2 separate regions of the Homo sapiens genome follow, and region 1 is linked to region 2. Evidence: chromatin loops called from intact Hi-C (ENCODE). Cell type or tissue: B cell. All regions are shown on one strand. Each heading gives the region's core, and the rest is flanking DNA. Links, peaks and the distances in the headings are about the cores only.

Region 1 (5,367 bases), core at 165-5,164, 240 kb before region 2:
CCGCGCCAATATTAGGTATTTATTTGTTCTTCTGTTTTCCCCTTGTTTATTGTCTCTCTCTCTCTCCCTCCCATGGAGCAGGGAATATATCTGAACATGTGTGCTTTGTTTACCCTGCTGTGTAACACCTAGTATCATAGCTGGCATGCAGTAGATGCTCAGTAAACATTTGATGAACAAATGAATGAGATGATGCTAAGAAAGGATAGCGTTTTAACACATGCAAAGATGTTCAATTTATATCAAATAAATCTCATTTTGATCAAAAAGAGGAAGGGAGTGGAGCATTTGTCCTCAGAAAATACTACAAGTTTCCAGAAGTGGCAATATGGGTCTATGGGTTAATTTTGTTTCTTTTCTTTTTTTGGGGGGCGGGGCGGGGCTGGTCTGAATTAATTTTCTATTTGTTTTCCCAGGAACAGGTTGAAATATCTGAAAGCAGTGATTAGAATCCTGGATGGTGCATGCTCTGAGAGCGGGCTGGGCTCTGTGCTGTGGGATTATGGGAAGCAAGAGACAAGCACCACTTGGAGAGACTCAGTTAAACTGGAATTTTAGATAAACAGTTAACACTTTAAACAATATAAGTATATCCCAAATATGGCACAAGAAATACTTTTATCCTACAAATTATTCATTATTCAAATGCAGATTTGACTGAGTAACCTGGTTTTGTTGTTTGCTTGCTTGCTTTTTGCTAAATCTGCCAACCCTGTACATCAGGCTTATGTGGCATTCAGGGTCCCGAAGGCAGGACTGGTCCCCACCAGACTCACGGACTTACACGCCAGCCTTCCATCTAGCTTGAGGTTCAGAGACCTGCTTCCGCTCTGCAGCGCACTGCACGAGTATCTTCAGGCTTCCGCACTCCTGCGGGCACCCTTCCTTCTACCTAGCATGTCTCTCTGCCTCTCCTGTCTGTGGCTAACTACTACTTTCACCTGGATAGCTTTCTCTGTAACTTTTGTGACTTTTCTTTCGCATTACAAATGTAATCTATGTTCTATATGGAAGATTAAAAAAAAATCAAGACAGACCAAAAGAAAATCACTCACACACATACACATACACACACACACACAAACACACACAGAGAAAACATTACTTTGTAAACTTTTGTGTTTTTTTTTGAGATGGAGTCTCGCTGTTGTCGCCCAGGCTGGAGTGCAGTGGTGCACTCTTGGCTCAGTGCAACCTCCGCCTCCCCGGTTCAAGCTATTCTCCTGCCGCAGCCTCCTGAGTAGCTGGGATTACAGGCACCCAGCACCACGCCCGGCTAATTTTTGTACTCTTAGTAGAGACAGGGTTTCGCCATGTTGGCCAGGCTGGTCTCGAACTCCTGACCTCAGATGATCTGCCTTCCTGGGCCTCCCAAAGTGCTGGGATTACAGGCGTGAGCCACCGTGCCCAGCCTATAAACATTTTAGTAAAATCTAACCATATTCCGTACCCCTTTCCATGCTGTTCTATATTCTTCTACCACACCATCCTTAATGGTTACGTAGCGAGAACAATCACTATTTTATTTAATCCATCCTTTTCTGTTGGGCTCACAGGTTTCTACTTGTTTGAAATCATAGCAGGTCTGTGATTTAAATCTCTCAATACATGCATGGCGATTCCCTTAGGAGAAGCTCCAAGAACTAGAAATATGAAGTTCAATTATCCACATATCTGAGGGTCTCTGAGAAACACGGCCAAGTTGTCTTCCAGAAACATGTAATGTCCTCAGCTACCACGGTGTCCCCTCCCACTTCAGAGCCAATAATGGTCATTATAGTGTTTTTAAAATCTTTGCCAGCACGATGGATGAAAGTGAGATCTTGTCTTTCCTTTTTTTTTTTTTATTTTTTAACTATGGAACATTTTATTTTTTGTTTTCTTCTGCTGTGAATTCCCTCTCCTGGGCTTTCAAAGCTCAGCCAAGGGCCACCCTTCTTCCTCCAGGACCTCCCTTGCCTCTTAAACACTGAATCCCCTGCTTTACAGCACCGGCTCATGGGCCTGCTCCCTCCCTAGACTGTGAGCTGGTCAGAGTGGGCCTCCCAGATGTACTGCTGGGGCCTGGGCCTCGTGTGAGTAAGGGCTCAGGACACACCCCTGGAATTAATGCAAATGCCTGTGTGTGCCTGGGTTGAGGGAGACTCCTCTGGGCTCCTTCTGCCTCTGGTTTGGCTGGGGCAGCTCTGCAGGCACAGCTGAGGGTGGCCAGTGTGTCTGCAGGAAAAGGCCCCAGGCCCTGGAGCTGGGCTCCAGACACAGGAGGTCCTTGGTCCCCTGCACACACTGCTTGTGTCAGGAGGCTGCTGCATGGAGTCGGAAGAAGGGACCTTTCAGGATGAGGGGGGTCGAGGAAACCAGCCACAGCGCAGGGCAGGAAGGACCAAAGATGACCCCGGCAGCTCCCTGGCCCTGGACAAACCTCTTGCCTTCTGTTTGCTCAGCTCAACAACATTGCATGAATTCCTGCCAGGGAGGGGTATGAGAAGAGGAGATGGAGGGGCACAGCCCTGTGGGAAGCCAAGACTGAAGAGGAGTCCCCGGCCCTGGCTGCTTACCCAGAAGGCTAAGCATTCAGGTTCCAGGGCCCAACTCCCAGCAGGCCAAGATCAAGACTGCAGTTGTGCATGCTGGCCACCAGGAGGCACTGCAGTTCCAATAAAGTCACTGGACGGAAGGTGATGATCCTGGGGCCCCAGTGCCTAATGAGGTTTCTAGACGTTTGTTTGAAGACCCAGGTCCTAGCTGGGAGGATTTGCCACTCAAGCAGTAATTCAGCCCTACTACGCGTCTGCCACCATTCCAGCACTACAAGGGACAAAGAGATGGATGGGGCGGGTCGCTGGCCTTCCTTGCAGGGGTCTTTCCTCCCCTAGTTCTGGGTATTTTCACATTCCTGCCTCATTCCAGTCTCCTCAGAATTCCCACACTGTGGCCCCAGCATCCTCATTGGACAGACGGTCAAAGTGAGGCGCCGAGAGAAGGGACCCACCAGTGTCACTAGTGACTGAGTGACAGACAGGCTGAGACCTGGGCTCTTTTTCATTCCTTAAGTGGCCTCCCTTTGGAGACCCATGGGGATTCCTTGGCCCTCCAGAGAGGGTGGCGCACAGTGGGTGCTCAGGAAACTGACTAACTTGCAAAAGCCTTTGCCTTGCAAAAGCTCCCTAGGACACCCCTGTCGTTTGGCCCAGCGGCTTTCCATGTGGCTGGCAGACTTGTTACCAGCTTCCCCGTGGGTTCTTCCCGAGGCAGGCATCCGCCGAGGCAGGGTCTGCCACCCCGTCCTCCACTGCTCCGCCCTCACACAGAAGCTCTCTCAGTTCTTCCTGCAATGGCAGGGGTGAGTGGGGAGGACTGTTTTTCTCTTAGTCTAGAGATGGAGTGGGCTTCCCAGAGTCCAGGAACGAAAAGGGATTAATGCTGGGCTCTCGCAAAAACAAAAAACAAACAAACAAACTAAACAAAACCAGGAACTGGGCTTTGTACTTTACAAAGTACTAGGGCATCTATTATGCCACCAGTAGGGTTCCAGCCTCTTTACAACCGCCAGGTTTCCATTTTATAGCCCCAGAAACTGAGGCCAGAGGGGGTAAATGCCTTGCTAAGAATCAATAACTGTTAAGAAGGTCCAGGGGTGGTGGTTCATGCCTGTAATCCCAACATTTTGGGAGGCCGAGGTGGGAGAGTCACTTGACCCCAGAGTTCCATCTAGCCTGGGTGACAGAGGCAGAGACCTGTCTCAAAAAAAAAAGAAAAGAAAAGAAAAGAAAACAAAAAACTGGTAAGAGGCAGAGCTGAGACTTGAATCTCATGCCTGGAGCATGCCTACTGGGCCCTCCTGGGGTGGATGCTGTGGGTGGGACTGGGACAGGCAGACAGGAGACAGGGTCAAGGAGGAAGGGAGGAAGTCACAGGAGAATGGCTGCTCTCAGCTGCCTCAAGAGATTGGCCCCCTTGCAACAACCTTCAAGGCTGCCCCTGATCAAACTGCTCTGCTGAAGATCAACTTCATTGACCATCTGGGACCTCAGATGTGGACCAGTGCCTTGTTTCAGGGCCTACACACACTGAAGTACTTAGAGGCAAAGAGGCATATGAGTCATATGTCTGCAACTTACTCTTTTTTTGTTTGTTTGTTTTTAGACAAAGTCTTGCTCTGTTGCCCAGGCTAGAGTGCAGTGGCACAATCTTGACTAACTGCAACCTCTGCCTCCCGGGTTCAAGTGATTCCCTATGTTGGCCAGGCTGGTCTCGAACTCCTGACCTCAGGTGATCCACCTTCCTCGACCTCCCAAAGTGCTGGGATTACAGGCATGAGCCACTGCGCCCAGCCTGCAACTTACTGTTAAATGATACAGCTGTATATCGTATGCATGTATATCAATACATACATAAACAGAGCATATGCACAGAGAGAGACACAGAGAGAGACCCAGAGAGATTGAAAATAATGCAAATATGGCAAAACATCACCATTTGGGGAGTCAGCATAAAAGGCATCTGGGAATTCTTTGTAGTCCACTTATAACTTTAAGTGTAATACTGTATCAAAATAAAAAGGTTTTTAAAAGAAAAGGTATGTGGACTAATGGAAAGAAGGCACCTTCCCTAGGAACCCCTCTTGTGAAGCTGGCATATGTAATCATTTGAACAGGACCTGGATGAGTTTACCTGGCAACCTCCCCGCCTTCCCCTCATCACCACCACCATTCATAATTCTACAAGGGGCCTTGTACGTTGCAATAAAAATCACAAGACAAATGCCAACTCTGGGAGCACACATTGCTCCCCAGCCCTCTGGAAGCCCTCACTCCCGTGGAAGCCACTGTGACCCAATTAGAACATGGGGCTCCTTTAAGCAGCTCTTCTGAGAGCTGTAGGAGACCAAGGTCAAGCTACTGTTGGAACTTAAAAGTTTAAAAAGTACTTTAATTTTTGAGTCTACTGTAATTTCAACTGTCCTACAGTTAGTCCAAATGAGTAAAGTTTCCTTGTATAAAAAAAAGAAATGGTGGAAAGAAAGAACCCTAAACTTTGTCCAGCCCTCAGCCCCCATGGCCCCTCTGCCAAGGCCTGGGTCCCCTCCATCCCCCAGCTTGTGTCTGGAATTTGTCTTTCCTGTTCTCTCCCCCACCCTGTGTCTTGCCTTACTGATTCATTCAGAGCTTCCCTTAGGAATCATGGCCTAGTGGAAGAGATGCATGAGGGACAAGCACGGTCAAGTGTTCCAGGGTCCCCAGGGCAAAAGTCTTGTTTCCCAGACACGGCAGGGCCCACAGAAAGGAGCGGTCAATTTTGGTTGAAAAGGTCGGAGAAGGCCTCTGCAATGGAGTGGCTCTTGAATTGGGTATTGCCAGTCAAGGA
Region 2 (5,367 bases), core at 56-5,055:
ACCCTGCAGGTGGACTTTTGATCCTTCTCACTGGGGGAGCACAGGAGCCTTCAGGCATGAAACTCTTGGGTCATCCATGAGCCTCCCTAAAGCCCAGGCCCTCGCTAACACCCACTCCACTGACCTCGCTCCAGGAGAGATCCTTTCCTTTGGTAGGATAAAGCCCCTGGCTCCCAAGTCACCCTGGCCTCCTACCCCTCTACATCCTTTTGTGCTGGGGTTGAGGTCCCTGCCTGCCTGGACCTGCAGCTCTGGAGTTGGCACAGCTGTTAGTCAGGAAGCAGCCTTCTCCCACCACCTCAGCCTCCCTGATGGGTACTCTGGCTCAAATAAGAGTGTGGACAACAGCTGGGCGTGGTGGCTCACACCTGTAATTCCAGCACTTTGGGAGGCCGAGGTGGGTGGATCATGAGGTCAGGAGTTTGAGACCAGCCTGGCCAATATGGTGAAACCCTGCCTCTATTAAAAACACAAAAATTAGCCGGGTGTGGTGGCACGCACCTGTAGTCCCAGCTACTCGGGAGGCTGAGGCAGAAGAATCGCTTGAACCCAGGAGGCGGAGGTTGCAGTGAGCCGAGATTGCACCACTGCACTCCAGCCTGGGTGACAGAGCGAGACTCAGTCTCAAAAAAAAAAAAAAAAAAAGTGTGGACTACAGACAGTCCATCGAGGCTGGCTGTCTGGGGAGGAATTGGAGCAATGCAAACTGGATGCCTTTTTGCCCTCCACGTCCTCACAGCCCCACTGCCTTCTGGGTCTCTTAATCATCTATTTTGGGTCCAGATTTTTTAACCAGTTGAGATTCTTAACACCTGTCCCAAAGGATCGGTCAAGCTCCCCATTAATTCCCTATTTAGGAGGAAAGGGAGGCTTTGAGGAGGAGATTGACATGTCTGCAACTGTTGTGGAGCACAGGACTAGAGTTAGCACTTGAGCCTGCAAAGATTTTTCTGCCTCCATCATTCATTCATTCATTCATTTATTCACTCACTCATTTACTCACCTACTGTGTGCAAGGCCCGTTTGTTGAGCACCTACTATGTGCAAAAGCAATGTTCTAGGCATTGGAATACCTTCATGAACAAGACTGGCAAATATTTTGTCTTCAGCTATAGCCCAGTAGAAAAGACAGGCATGAGACAGAAGTTCAGAGAATAATTAAGGCATGCTATGACAAATCACTTTGCTCACATCTCTGCTCAAATGTCACCTCTTCTGAGTGACCTTTCCGGACCCCCATGTCTAAAATACCACCCCATCAATCTCCATCCCCTTTCCTGATTTTTCAAAAAGTAGGAGTATGAGTATTTGGTACAAGGTTATGCATTTCTTTGTTTTCCTGTCTTCCCCACTAGACAGTGCACACCACGAGGGTGGGAGTTGTGACCCCTTTGTGCTCTGTCTCCAGCACCTGACTTACCATGTGCTCTGAGTAGATACTTACTGAATGAAACATGAATGAATGAATGAATGCTACAAAGAAGATATACAGGTGCTCTGGGAGGAAAAACAGGGAAACCCAGCCTAGCCTGGAGTTCAGGGGGAGGTAACCCCCAAAGCAGGAGCTAACTTCAGACTGAGCTCCAAAGCAGGCCAGGACACTAGAAAAGAGGCAGGAAGTCTGGGCGCGGTGGCTCACGTCAGTAATCCCAGCACTTTGGTAGTCCAAGGTAGGCAGATCACGAGGTCAGGAGTTCAAGACCAGCCTGGCCAATATGGTGAAACCCCGTCTCTACTAAAAATACAAAAAAACTAGCCAGGCATGATGGTGTGCGCCTGTAGTCCTAGCTACTCGGGAGGCTGAGGCAGGAGAATTTCTTGAACCCAGGAGGCGAAGGTTGCAGTGAGCCAAGATTGAGCCACTGCACTCCAGCCTGGGCAATAGAGGAAGACTCCGTATCAAAAAAAAAAAAAAAAAGAAGAAGAAGAAAGAAGAAGAAGAAGAAGAAGAAGAAGAAGGAGAAGGAGAAGGAGAAGGAGAAGGAGAAGGAGAAGGAGAAGGAGAAGGAGAAGGAGAAGGAGAAGAAGAAGAAGAAGAAGAAGAAGAAGAAGAAGAGGCAGGAAGAGCATTTCAGGCAGAGGAACCACAGCATGCGCAGAGCCCAGGATATCGACGATCTACAAAGGTCCCCTATCTGCAAAGCTTCCCCTACAGGACAGTCACAGGCAGCTGCCTTGAGGGCACACCAGGGGGAGCCAGCAAGCCTTTGATGGCACCGCAAAAGAGGCTCCAGATCCTCGGATTAAAATTCTGGCTATGTGATCTTCGGCAAGCTCTTTAACTTCCCTTAGTTAGCCTCTTTTCTCATTTGTAAAATGGAGATGAGAGTGACACCTACCTTGAGGGGTTACTGTAAGGACACAGAATGACAACTTCAAGTTTTTTAGATGAGAGCCTGATCCGTGGTGAGACTTTAACAAATGCTGGTGGCCGGGTGCAGTGGCTCATGCCTGTAATCCCAGCACTTCGGTAGGCCGAGGCAGGAGGATTGCTTGAGGCCAGGAGTCCCAGACAAGCCTAAATAACATGAGATCCTGTCTGTACAAAAAATTGGAAAATTAGCCAGGTGTGGTGGCATATGCCTGTGGTCCCAGCTACTCAGGAGGCTGAAGTAGGAGGTTTGCTTGAAACCAGGAGTTCAAGGCTGCAGCAAGTCATTGATTGTGTCACTGCACTCCAGCCCGGGTGATAGAGTAAGACCCTGTCACTAAAAAAGTTAAAAAAAAAAAAAAAAAAAGCTGGCTATGTTAGCACAGTGCTGCCTCTCCTCACCCACTAGAAAATTTAGGCCAAGGTAATCGGGCTGTCACAGAAGCAATATTCTCAGCTGGCTTTAATCTAGGAACGGTGGGGTGGAAAATAAAAAAGACTCCCAGTCCCTTGAGCAAAGCAGTTGCCTCAGCCTCAGTATCCCCATCTGCTCAAGGAGGCCTCGGCCGGCTTCTCCGTGTGGCCGAGTTTCCCTCTCACGGCCTGTTCCCAGCCAAGCTTCCAGTTCCCTGAGGTTTTCACTTCCTGTCAGAGACCTCAGGGCCTTACACATCCAGGCCTTCACCTCCTGCACGGATATTTTGCACTTTCCACCTTCCCCCAGCCCAGATGTCCTGGAGTCCTGCCTCCCCGGCTCCCTCTGGGCCTGCTCTCTGTCCCTGCCTGGCCACCACCTAGCCAGCAAGCTGTTGGTGTCTCCCCAGGCACGCAGCGCCTGGTGCAGGGGCTACACTGCCCTGAAAACCCCCAGGATACCAAGCACCCCCGAACTCCACCCATCTGTGATGACTTCAGCAGAAAGTCCTGCCCATACTTGTGGAAATTAGTGTGTGTGTGTGTCGGGGGCGGGGGTTGGGGGCTAATCTTAGAGAGGGCCCTATTTGCCCCTCGCTGCACACCACAGGGAAGACATGCTCCAGGTAAGTGCACGTTTTCACACATACTCTCGAGTGCACGTGGGCTCGAAAGGGCTGGAAAAGCTTCCCCCTGGACAGAGCTAGTCTCAGAAACTCAGGACGTGGGAAGGGGGTCACTGAGGGGGAGGCTCTGGCACTGGGCCCAGCACTGTGGTTTCTGATGCTGCCTCAGCCGCCAATTGGAAGGAAGCTTGGGAGGAGGAGGAGGAAGCGCTGAGTGTGCAAATGAGCAGTGACATGGGAAATCTCACAGGGCAGAGGCAGCCTTCAGGATCTACACCAGGACGAGGTGACCTGGTTTCCCCTGGCTTGGTGGCCCTGGAGGAGTCACTGTGCTTCTCTAGGCTGATTCCCTCTTCTGCAAAATGTCAGTCCCAGACAGTAGGCAGCAAAGAGTGGGTAGACCCGAGTCCCAGTCACAGCCAGTCTCCCCGGGATCCTGAGGCTGCAACAGAGGGTGCTCCTCGCTGGGCCTCCATGTCCTCATCTACAAAATGGGGACAGTGACCCTGATCTTGCAGGATTGCCCCAAGGTTGAGAAATGGTGTACACAGAGCATCAGACACACTACCTCTTAGATACATCCCTTCCTCGAGGTGCCTGCCAGGCCCCAAGTGAGATCAAGCCTCCTCTCTAGGGTCTTCCCTCACCGACAGTGGCCTTCACAGCACTGGGTGCTGTCTGAACTTTTATGCATATTCATGGGATGATTTGACAAACGTCCCTTTCCGCACTAGATTGTAAGCTCCTTGAAGGCAGGGATCCCAGCCTGGCACATAGTAGGGGCTTCTCTTAGTCAAGATCCAGCTAGGAAACCAGAACTCAAGTCAGGTATTTCAACAGAGGGCATGTGATATAGGGAGCTAGTTCGGAAGGTGTTGGAGGAGCTGAAAGGCCTGACCGGGGATGGTGAGCCACCCACCGACAAGCAGCGGCAGGCAGCTGTGACAACCTGGGACTCCAGAGACCGGGGAGGAAGTGCCGATACCCAAAGCCTGGGAACCAGACTAGGTGTGGGACACCGGAACCACAGTCAGGCAGGGGGCTGCCCATGGGAGCTGGAACCCTGGCGGTGACCCAACCACTTCCCAAGTTGCCACTAAAGCAGAGAGAAATGAGGAGGAAGACCCTGGCTCCTCCCTTCCGCCCCGCCCGCTGATCTCCATCCAGTTCTTCCCATTGGCCAAGACTAACAGGAAGCCGGCGGGCAAAGGAGCCTGGGAAATATATCAACAGTTGGCAGGAGTCAGCCCCGAGACACAGGGGAGGGCCAGGGAAAAGTAGAGGATCCATCCGTTCGCTTTCTGAGAGGGAAGGACAAATGGCAGTCCCAGGGCTCCCCTTATTTACTGGTTCACAAATGCCTACAGCATTTACGAGGCACACAGGGCAATGTTCTGAGCTTTTGACGAATGAGCAGCAGGAGTTCAGTAAATGATACCCGTCCTTGTTGATGGTGCTTTTGTTTTTGTGGTCAGACGCGTTCCAAGGGGCTCAGACCTGCTGTGATTCTGAGATTTTTCTGTCTCTGACCCCAAGATCCTCACCCCAACCCTGGCCTTTTTGGGCTCAGGGAGCCCAGACCCACCCCCTTCTCCAGGCCCTGCTGAGAGTAGGGGGAGGAAGGGCAGAGGATGCAGCCCCCCGGGCCTGAGCCCCTGCAGAGCCCCTCCATCTCTGCCCCGGGCTCCGTGGGGAGCAGGCTCTCCCTCTCCCCGCCTGTCAGTCAAACCCTGCCGCTTGGAAGTTCAAGCGTGGCCAAAAGGAAGCAGATTTCAAAACACACCTCTGCTCGACCCGCTTTCCTCCCCGCCCCCTCATCCGAGCTGACCCAGGCTCTCTGGGGGCTCCCTTGCCCCAGGCCTATCCCAGACAGAGCTGAAACCATAAGGATCTGGGGTAGACGTCGGGTGGGGTGTGGGGAGCAATAAGGGGAGCCAGCAAAGGCTCCCCCAGCAG

Evidence for each region. Hi-C counts contacts between places; a loop is a spot of excess contacts. Peaks named below come from ENCODE experiments on the same cell type or tissue, not always from the same donor. Only the 100,000 strongest peaks of a DNase experiment are listed, where the experiment ranks them.
Region 1: a loop joins it to region 2, with 6 times the contacts of the local background. A loop is called at or near these places in 101 of 110 quality-filtered maps.

What each region holds. Positions count from the first base shown.
Region 1 is chr11:44,283,852-44,289,218 of GRCh38, forward strand. The region is part of intron 1 of ALX4 (ALX homeobox 4); the gene reads right to left. Among named protein-coding and RNA genes, the nearest start is that of ALX4, 24 kb to the right of the region's middle. RefSeq lists enhancers at 1,755-2,728, 2,729-3,701. In B cell, for the core only: CTCF peaks have their summits at 2,645 (motif pointing right) and 2,854; a DNase peak (open chromatin) is centred at 2,650.
Region 2 is chr11:44,521,500-44,526,866 of GRCh38, forward strand. It overlaps LOC105376646 (a long non-coding RNA gene), which reads right to left and starts at 4,567. Exons shown (of 5, transcript XR_931232.1): 1 at 3,980-4,567; 2 at 2,340-2,539; 3 at 1,004-1,109. In B cell, for the core only: CTCF peaks have their summits at 2,182 (motif pointing right) and 2,384; a DNase peak (open chromatin) is centred at 2,192; H3K27me3 peaks cover 493 bases.